Regions from separate parts of the Homo sapiens genome. Here region 2 is linked to region 1. Evidence: chromatin loops called from intact Hi-C (ENCODE). Cell type or tissue: heart left ventricle. All regions are shown on one strand.

What was found. A loop is a pair of places that touch in the nucleus more often than their neighbours do. Peaks named below come from ENCODE experiments on the same cell type or tissue, not always from the same donor. Only the 100,000 strongest peaks of a DNase experiment are listed, where the experiment ranks them.
Region 2: a loop joins it to region 1, with 1.8 times the contacts of the local background. A loop is called at or near these places in 5 of 110 quality-filtered maps.

What each region holds. Positions count from the first base shown.
Region 1 is chr15:31,395,137-31,399,136 of GRCh38, forward strand. The region is part of intron 1 of LOC105370939 (a long non-coding RNA gene); the gene reads left to right. It also overlaps a transcript of KLF13 not described here. Among named protein-coding and RNA genes, the nearest start is that of KLF13, 70 kb to the left of the region's middle. In heart left ventricle, a CTCF peak has its summit at 2,286; DNase peaks (open chromatin) are centred at 2,285 and 3,200; H3K4me3 peaks cover 521 bases; H3K27ac peaks cover 2,292 bases.
Region 2 is chr15:31,234,564-31,238,563 of GRCh38, forward strand. No RefSeq gene overlaps it. Among named protein-coding and RNA genes, the nearest start is that of LINC03034, 5.7 kb to the left of the region's middle. RefSeq lists a silencer at 1,943-2,237 and an enhancer at 1,943-2,237. In heart left ventricle, a CTCF peak has its summit at 2,106; DNase peaks (open chromatin) are centred at 1,468 and 1,968; H3K4me3 peaks cover 647 bases; H3K27ac peaks cover 2,450 bases.

The sequences.
Region 1 (4,000 bases):
GCCCGGCTAATTTTTGTATTTTTAGTAGAGATGGCGTTTCACCACGTTGGCCAGTCTGGTCTCGAACTCCTGACCTCAAGTGATTTGCCCACTTCTGCCTCCCAAAGTGCTGAGATTACAGGCGTGAGCCACTGTGCCCGGCCCCTACTCACTATTATGGCTTGATAATACTCTGTCGTATGGATATACTATTTTTTTAAAGTCCATTCATCCACTGATGGATGTTTGGGTTATTTCTACTCCTTAGCTGCTATGAATGCTGCTGCTATGAACATGTGTGTACAAGCTTCTGTGTAGACATAAGTTTTCTTTTTTCCTTATTTATTTATTTATTTATTTTTGGACATAAGTTTTCATTTCTCTCGGGTATACACCTAGGAGTGGGATTACTGGGTCATGTAGCAACATTATGTTTAGTTTTGAGGAACTGCCAGACTGTTTCCATCTGCACTATTTTACATTCCCACTGGCAATCCATGAGAGGTCCAGCTTCTCCACATGCCCCAACACTTGTTACTGTCCTCCTTTTTGTTCATAGCCATCGTCACGGATGTGAAGTGGTACCTTATTGTGGTTTTGATTTGCATTTCCCCGATGGCAACATTTCATCTACAGTTTTGACATTTAATTTCACTTAATAATATCACATCAAAATTAATTTGATAAAATAAAAATGGGGGAGGGAAACCCCCAAAGTATGTGGAATTGAGTTTCCCAAGTCATGCTGCTGCTTGGTGGTGGAGCTGAGATTCCGGCCCAAGAAGTCTGCCTCAGAGTCCCTGATCCTCCATCCTCTGCCTACTGGACATTCACCAGCTTTTCTGGCTGTTGTCCCCTCAGGGCCTGTGATACACGTGCCCTGGGAGGGTTGGTTTTTTTGTTTTTCTTTCTTTCTTTCTTTTTTTTGAGACGGAGTTTCGCTCTTGTTTCCCATGCTGGAGTGCAATGGCGCGATCTTGGCTCAATGCAACCTCCGTCTCCTGGGTTCAAGAGATTCTCCTGCCTCAGCCTCTTGAGTAGCTGGGATTACAGGCATGCGCTACCACGCCCGGCTAATTTTGTATTTTTAGTAGACGGGGTTTCTCTGTGTTGGTCAGGTTGCTCTCAAACTCCCGACTTCAGGTGATCTGCCCACTTCGGCCTCCCAAAGTGCTGGGATTACAGGCATGAGCCACCGTGCCCGGCCTAATTTTTGCATTTTTAGTAGAGACAGGGTTTCACCATGTTGGCCAGGATGGTCTTGATCTCTTGACCTTGTGATCTGCCTGCCTCGGCCTCCCAAAGTGCTGGGATTACAGGCTTGAGCCACCGCGCCCGGCCTAGGGTTTTTAAGGATAATTTGGTGGTTGGGGGGCAGCCAGTGAGTTGGGAGTGCTGATTGGTCAGTGATGAAATCTTAGGGAGTCGAAGCTGTCTTCTTGCATTGAGTCAGTTCCTGGTTTGGGGCCACAAGATCAGATGAGCCAGTTTATTGACCTGGGTGGTGCCAGCTGATCCATGGAGTACAGGGTCTGCAAAATATCTCAAGCACTGATTTTAGGGATCTTAGGCTTTACAATAGTGATGTTATCCCCAGAAGCAACTTGGGAAAGTCAGAATCTTGTAGCCTCCAGCTGCGTGACTCCTAAACCATAATTTCTAATTTTTTGGCTAATTTATTAGTCCTAGCTACAAAGGCAGTCTAGTCCCTAGGCAGGAAGGAGGTCTGCTTTGGGAAAGGGATGTTACAGTCTTTGTTTTAAACTATAAACTATAAACCAAGTTTTCTCCCAAAGTTAGTTCAGCTTACACCTAGGAATGAACAAGGACAGCTTGGAGGTTAGAAGCAAGATGGAGTTAGTTAAGTCAGATCTCGTTCACTGTCTGGGTTATAATTTTGCAGTGGTGGTTTCAACAGTGGCTCAGGGGCTGGTGCCTGTCCCTACCCTGAGCCCAGAGGACACTTTCCGTCCTCCAGTCCAGGTTTTTCGTTTGACTTTGCCACAGGAACATTTGCCAGGGGTCATTTCCCAGGCGGAAATGGGCAAAGGGGGGTTGGGAACAAGCCTGAGGCCCTGAGGCCAAGAGGGTGTCCAGGTTCAGGGTGGGGCGGGGTGGGGTGGGGTGGGGCGGGCAGGGCAGGGCAGGGCAGGGGTGCACGTGGCAGGGTGGGCAGGCTTCCCGGCGCTCCGCTCAGGCCACGCCCAGCGCCAGCATAATTACCGGGAGAATAATTACGAGCCCAGAGAGCCGCCGACCCCGCCCATTGCCGACCATTCTCAGGCCTGGGGCGGTGGCGCCCTCTCCTCCTCAGTGACGCGCACTTGCAAAGGCTGCAGGCCAAGAGGTCCAGACGCCTCGGAGTGGGAGGGGCCGTGGCCTGCCAACGTTGTCTGTCCTCAAGGGAGGGGCGCTGGGAAGTTCCTGGGCCTGTTTCCCCTTTGGGGTCAGGGCTGCCTCTTGCTTCCAGCTCTAGCAGCTGCTAGCAAGTCCTTTAACATCCCTGAGCCTCAGTTTCCCCATCTATAAAATGAAGATGGATTTGTTGAGGACTAAATGAGCTACTCTTTGTACAGTGTGAGGCTGATTTTGTAACATTATTATTATTATGTTATTTTCAACCATACCCAGTGGCCAGCAGCTCCTGGCACATCATAAATGTCAGAGGGATGAACTACACAGATGAGGACGTGGAGGGGGTCAGAGTTAGGAGCTGGATGTGGGGTCTGCAGACTTCTCTGGTCTTTGGGGGTGGCGGCGGGGGGGGTGGTGATCCACTCTCCCTGGGGAATTCTTCAGTCTTTCTCTCCTGTGCCTCAGCCTGAGGGCCTCTGGCAAGTGCCTCTCCAGGAAAACACCACCTCCCAGCTGCTCTCCGGGTCGACCCTGAGTTTATCTTGGGTTTTACGCAGTCCGGGGCCAGTAATTAGCCTAATAAGGAGCCTGCTAGGCCTGCGTCTCTGCTCAGGCTCCGATAGTTACCCAGTAATTTACCTGATCTCTCGGATAAGGCCTTTGCCTGGACAGGTTCCCACCACAAAGCACAGGATGCTCCTGCTCGGGCGGGGCCTTAATTGGTGGTGTTTTCAGAGATTCTCCAACCCTAGTTGAAAGGAGCCCAGGCCTCAGAGGCACAACCATGGCCATCACAGCAAGGAAACAGCCCAGGTGTTAGGGGACAGGGCTGCACCAGGACACAACAGACCAGACACGGCAGCACTGACGAGTTTAGAAGGCGTATGGGGGTGGCAGCAGAAGCTGCCAAACCAAAACAGCTGCTGGCATTTCGTGTGTAGTGGCTGGGAGCAGAGCGTGGTGGGCAATGAGGGAGCCAACTTGGCCCTGGGGCCAACCCCGCAGCCTACACCCAGGCTCTGGCCAGCGCCTATTTCAGGGGCATGCTCGGTGCTGCTGCCTGGCCCCCAGGGTACTCCCAGAGCAAGAGCCCACTGGCTCCTGGACCCCAGTGGAGAAGCAGCGACCCCTTCCATCCCAGGGCTCAAGCTCAGGGCTCCGAGCCCTCCCAGCCACCTTTGTCCCCAGGCACAGTACCACATCAGGAGTGTCTGACTTTGGAGCAGGCCCCCAGGCCTTGGAAAGATCAAGCAGGAGGCCAAGGCTGTTGGAGCTGAGAAGCAGGAAGAGTCAACCATGCACGGTGCCCTCCTCCCTCTCCCCCAGGGCAGCTATAGGACTCTGTGGGTGGGAAGAGCCTGCAGCCAGGCCAAGAAGCCGTGGGCAAGCCCTACAGTCGCCTAGTGCTCGCCTACACAGCTCCCTTTGATCTGCCCCACTGGGCGGGGCTGTGTCATCTACTGGGTTTTCCCTGGAGCCTGTGCCCAGGGAAGCTCAGTGTCACACAGCCCCAAGCATCCTGTGTGTCCCTGGCAGAGTGCGAGCCCCTTATCCTGCCTCAGTGAAGAGGACGGTGCTGGCTGCCCTAGAGGATGTCAGCACCAGATGGAGAAGCAGAGCAGACTCCACTGGGCAAAGTTGCAATCACCCTCTGAGAGGAGCTGAG
Region 2 (4,000 bases), 160 kb before region 1:
CAGAGATTTGGGAGCGGCTTAGCTCATTATTCTGAGTGTCGAGGACACGTGTGAGATTATAGTTGAGCTGTTGACTGGGGCAGTGGTCTCTGAAGACTGGACTGGGGTGGAGGAACTGCTTTTATGCATACTTATGTGACTGTGGGCTGGAGGCCTCTGTTCCTCTCCACATGGGCATCTCCAAATGGCTGCTCAGGAGGTGGCTTTTCCTGGAGCAAGTGATCATACAGAGATAGAAACAGAGAGACAGAGAAACACAGACAGAGAACATAACCAAGAGAGAAGCCATGGTGCCTTTCAGAACCCAGCCTTGAAAGCGGCATGTCATCACTTCTGCTGTATTCTCTGGGTCCTAGATGCAGTGTGGGAGGATTCCACGTGAGGCTGTGAAGGCTGGGAAGCGAGATCACTGGGGGTCATGCTGGGGGTCATCTTGAAGGCTGACTGAGCGCAGCTCATCAACTGGGCACCTACTGTGTGAGAGACTCTGAGCTTCAGGCTGCGGCTGTGATAAGGTCTTGAAGAAACACCTGCTCCCAAGGGACTTAGGCTCTCAGTGGAATTCCAGTTCTTCTGTCTGTATCCCTCACTCCAATCAATCTATATCTATCTATATCTATATCTATATATTACTTTTTAAAATTGTTATCTATTTATTTTATTTTTGAGACAGGGTCTCACTCTGTCACCCGGGCTGGAGTGCGGTGGTGCCATCACAGCTCATTGCACCCTTGACCTCCTGGGCTCAAGTGATCCTCCCACCTTAGCCTCCTAAATAGCTGGGACTACAGGCACGTGCCATCACTTATGGCTAATTTTTGTATTTTTGGTAAAGATGGGGTTTCACCATGTTGCCCAGGCCGGTCTCGAACTCCCAAGATCAAGCAATCGGCCCACTTCGGCCTCTCTAAGTGGGATGAGATTATATGTGTGAGCCACCGCACATGGCCTTCAATTCTAATTTTAAGAATAGAATAGTTGGCTCCTATCTGTTTCCCCTTTTCAGTCTTATCACACTTACATGTTCCTTATTAGTCTCGTGCTATCTCTTTGCTGTAAGTTGGGCATATTTTATTAATTCTGTTCGTCAGATGGGAAAACTGAAGTTACAGAGATAGGCCAAGTATCGGCCAAAGGCTTTCAGTGGTGATGAGCCCAAGGATGGGAGGACCGGGAAGAGAGCTAGAGGCTGCAGGTTCCTTAGACGCCCACCTGCAGTGGTGGCTTTCCCATTCCTTCTTACGTTTCACAGATGTCTCTGTTCTAGGCACTGGGGACATGTCATGAACAAAAAAAACTCCAGCCCCTTCTCTGTGGAGCTTATGGCCCAGGAGCGGGACAGGCGTTGGTCCAAGTATTTCACAGATAAGTACATAATTACAAATGGAAAACACCGATTTGAAAGCAAGTGCAGGATGAAATGAGATTGCACAGAGCCTGACTTGGCTCAGGGCCCGGGAAGCACCTCTGAGGAGGAGGCCTAGAGCCGCGGGTCATTCCCGCCTGACACTCGGATCAGAGAACAAAGAGGCCCCAAACCTTTCAGTTATCTTCAGGCTAATATTAGCATGAGAGACATGTGAATAATTTACTCTTTCTCAACAAATGTGGTTAATACTTAAGGGTAAAAAGGAAAAGATTGAGCCCGAAATTAAAAAATGAAGACAACCTTCAATGATGTATTTCTGCATCAGGCAAGGTGTCTTCTTATGGGAACAGCAGAGTCACCCAGAAACAAGGGTGTAATTATAGCAGTGCCATCTGCGGCACTAAAATAAGAATGATTATCAACACTATCTTTCAGGTTTTTCACTAAGTCAGAACAATTTGCTAAAAATAATCTGTACTGTATCCGCAACGCCCCCAAACAATGTGTGTTTTCCCGTCACCGCGGCTGCCAGCTCCCCACGGGCCGGGCCAGGGGGCCGAGGGGGCTGTTCAGCCCCGCTGGCAACCTTGTCCCCTGTTGGCTGGCTTTCATTGTGAGCATTGTCACTGGAGCAGTGGGAGATGGGTGGAGGGAAAGTTAAGGCTGGATTCCAGCCAGCTCGGGAGGGCCACGCAGACACCAGCTTGATTGAAGAAGGCTGGGTGCATTTCCCAAGAGCCTCCTGGTGGTTTCAGGGCCCATGGCCAGATCATCAGTTCCTGGAATCCCGCTTGGTCCAGAGGGAATGAGTCATACCCCCAACCCCCAGCATAAGGGATGAAAATACAGAAGCCAGATACGAGTTCCCTTGTGCTCCATGCAGAGGTTTCCTTCCAGATTAGAATACTTAGGTCCCCAATCCAGAGCCCCCCTTCCTGAAGTCAGAATTGCCGTGGAGTCTGCAGGGTCACAAAGAGGCGCAGTAAGCATAGGGACTGAGCTCAAAAAGGCGGGTGGAGTGATGATGACATTTCATCCTGGTCATAGGGCCACTGTTGCCTCTATGGAATATTCATGCGATAAAAAAAAAAAAAGAGACCTAACCTAATCTAGTGCAGGGCATGCACTAGATTTCAGAACCTGCTTGCCCCCTGACTCAAAGGAGTCTTTGAGTAGTGTGCAACCTGTACAGCTGTTCATGGCGCCCTGTGGTTGCCATAGTCATGAGAACTCCTGTATGCCCCACAGCACCAAGGGCCTCTTCCCCAAGCAAGAAGAGCCCCTGCCTCAGACTCAGCAACTCTTTTCCCTGAGCAGAGCAGGATGGACGCATTCAACACTGCCCTTCGGATTTCCTCAGGGTATGGGCAATAGTGAATTCATGTTGATTTACTAATCAACTAATCAACTAATTACTAAGTTCTTAGGGTAATGATTTTCGAGTCCCAGGAATGTTTCCAGGAGGAGCTCAAGGCTGATAGGGGTAGGAGAGGTAGGCTGAGCAAAGAGAGTTCTGGACCCTCACCCCTGCTTCACCCGGGAGAGCTCATTTTTTCTTTCTGCCTTACTTGTTGGACTGCTAAGTAAGAGTTACTTTGGAAGAAAAGATGCAACAGAAAAACTGCCCTTAAAGGGCCGCATCCAAAAATGTTCATCATGAGATAGGGACTAAATCATGTGTCCAGATGTGTCCAGAGAAAAGTAACAGGAAATACAAGGTGACATCATCTGGACCCCAGTCTGGGAAAAGGAGCTGGGTAATTCAGACAAACCTGCCTGCTGGAAACAACTGGAAATGTTAGAACATATTTAAAATATTCTTTAAAAATTTTGTATTTTATTTATCTTTTAATTGATGTATAATAATTTTAAATATTTTGGGGATACATAGTGATGTTTTAATACATGTATGGTGATCAAATCAGGGTAATTAGCATACCCATCATCTCAAACATTTATCATTTCTTTGTCTTGGGAACATTCAATATCTTCCTTCTAACTACTTGAAACTATATATTATATTATTGTTAACGATGGTCATCTTACAGTGCTAGAGGCCATTAGAATTTATAATTTATTCCTCCTATCCAGATGTAGCTTTTTTTTTTTTTTTTTTTTTTGAGACTGAGTCTCACTCTGTCGCCGCCCAAGCTGGTGTGCAGTGGCATAATCTCAGCTCACAGCAATCTCTGCCGCCCAGGTTCAAGCAATTCTCCTGTCTCAGCCTCCCATGTAGCTGGGACTACAGGTGCATGCCACCATGCTGGCTAATTTTTGTATTTTAAGTAGAGAGGAGGTTTTACCATATTGGCCAGGCTGGTCTCAAACTCCTGACCTCGAGTGATCTGCCCACCTTGGCCTCCCAAAGTGCTGGGATTACAGGCGTGAGCCACTGAGCCCAGCCCAGATGTAGTTTTTAATCCTTTAACAAATCTCTTCCTAGCCCCTCCTTCCCCTACCCTTCCCAGCCTCCAGTGTGCTCTGTTCCACTTTTTACTTCTATGAGATCAACTTTTTTAAGCTTCCACATATGAGTGAGAGCATGTGGTGTTTAACTTCCTGTGCCTGGCTTATTTTACTTAACATCATGTCCTCCAGTTCCATCCATGTTGCCATGAATGACAGGATTTG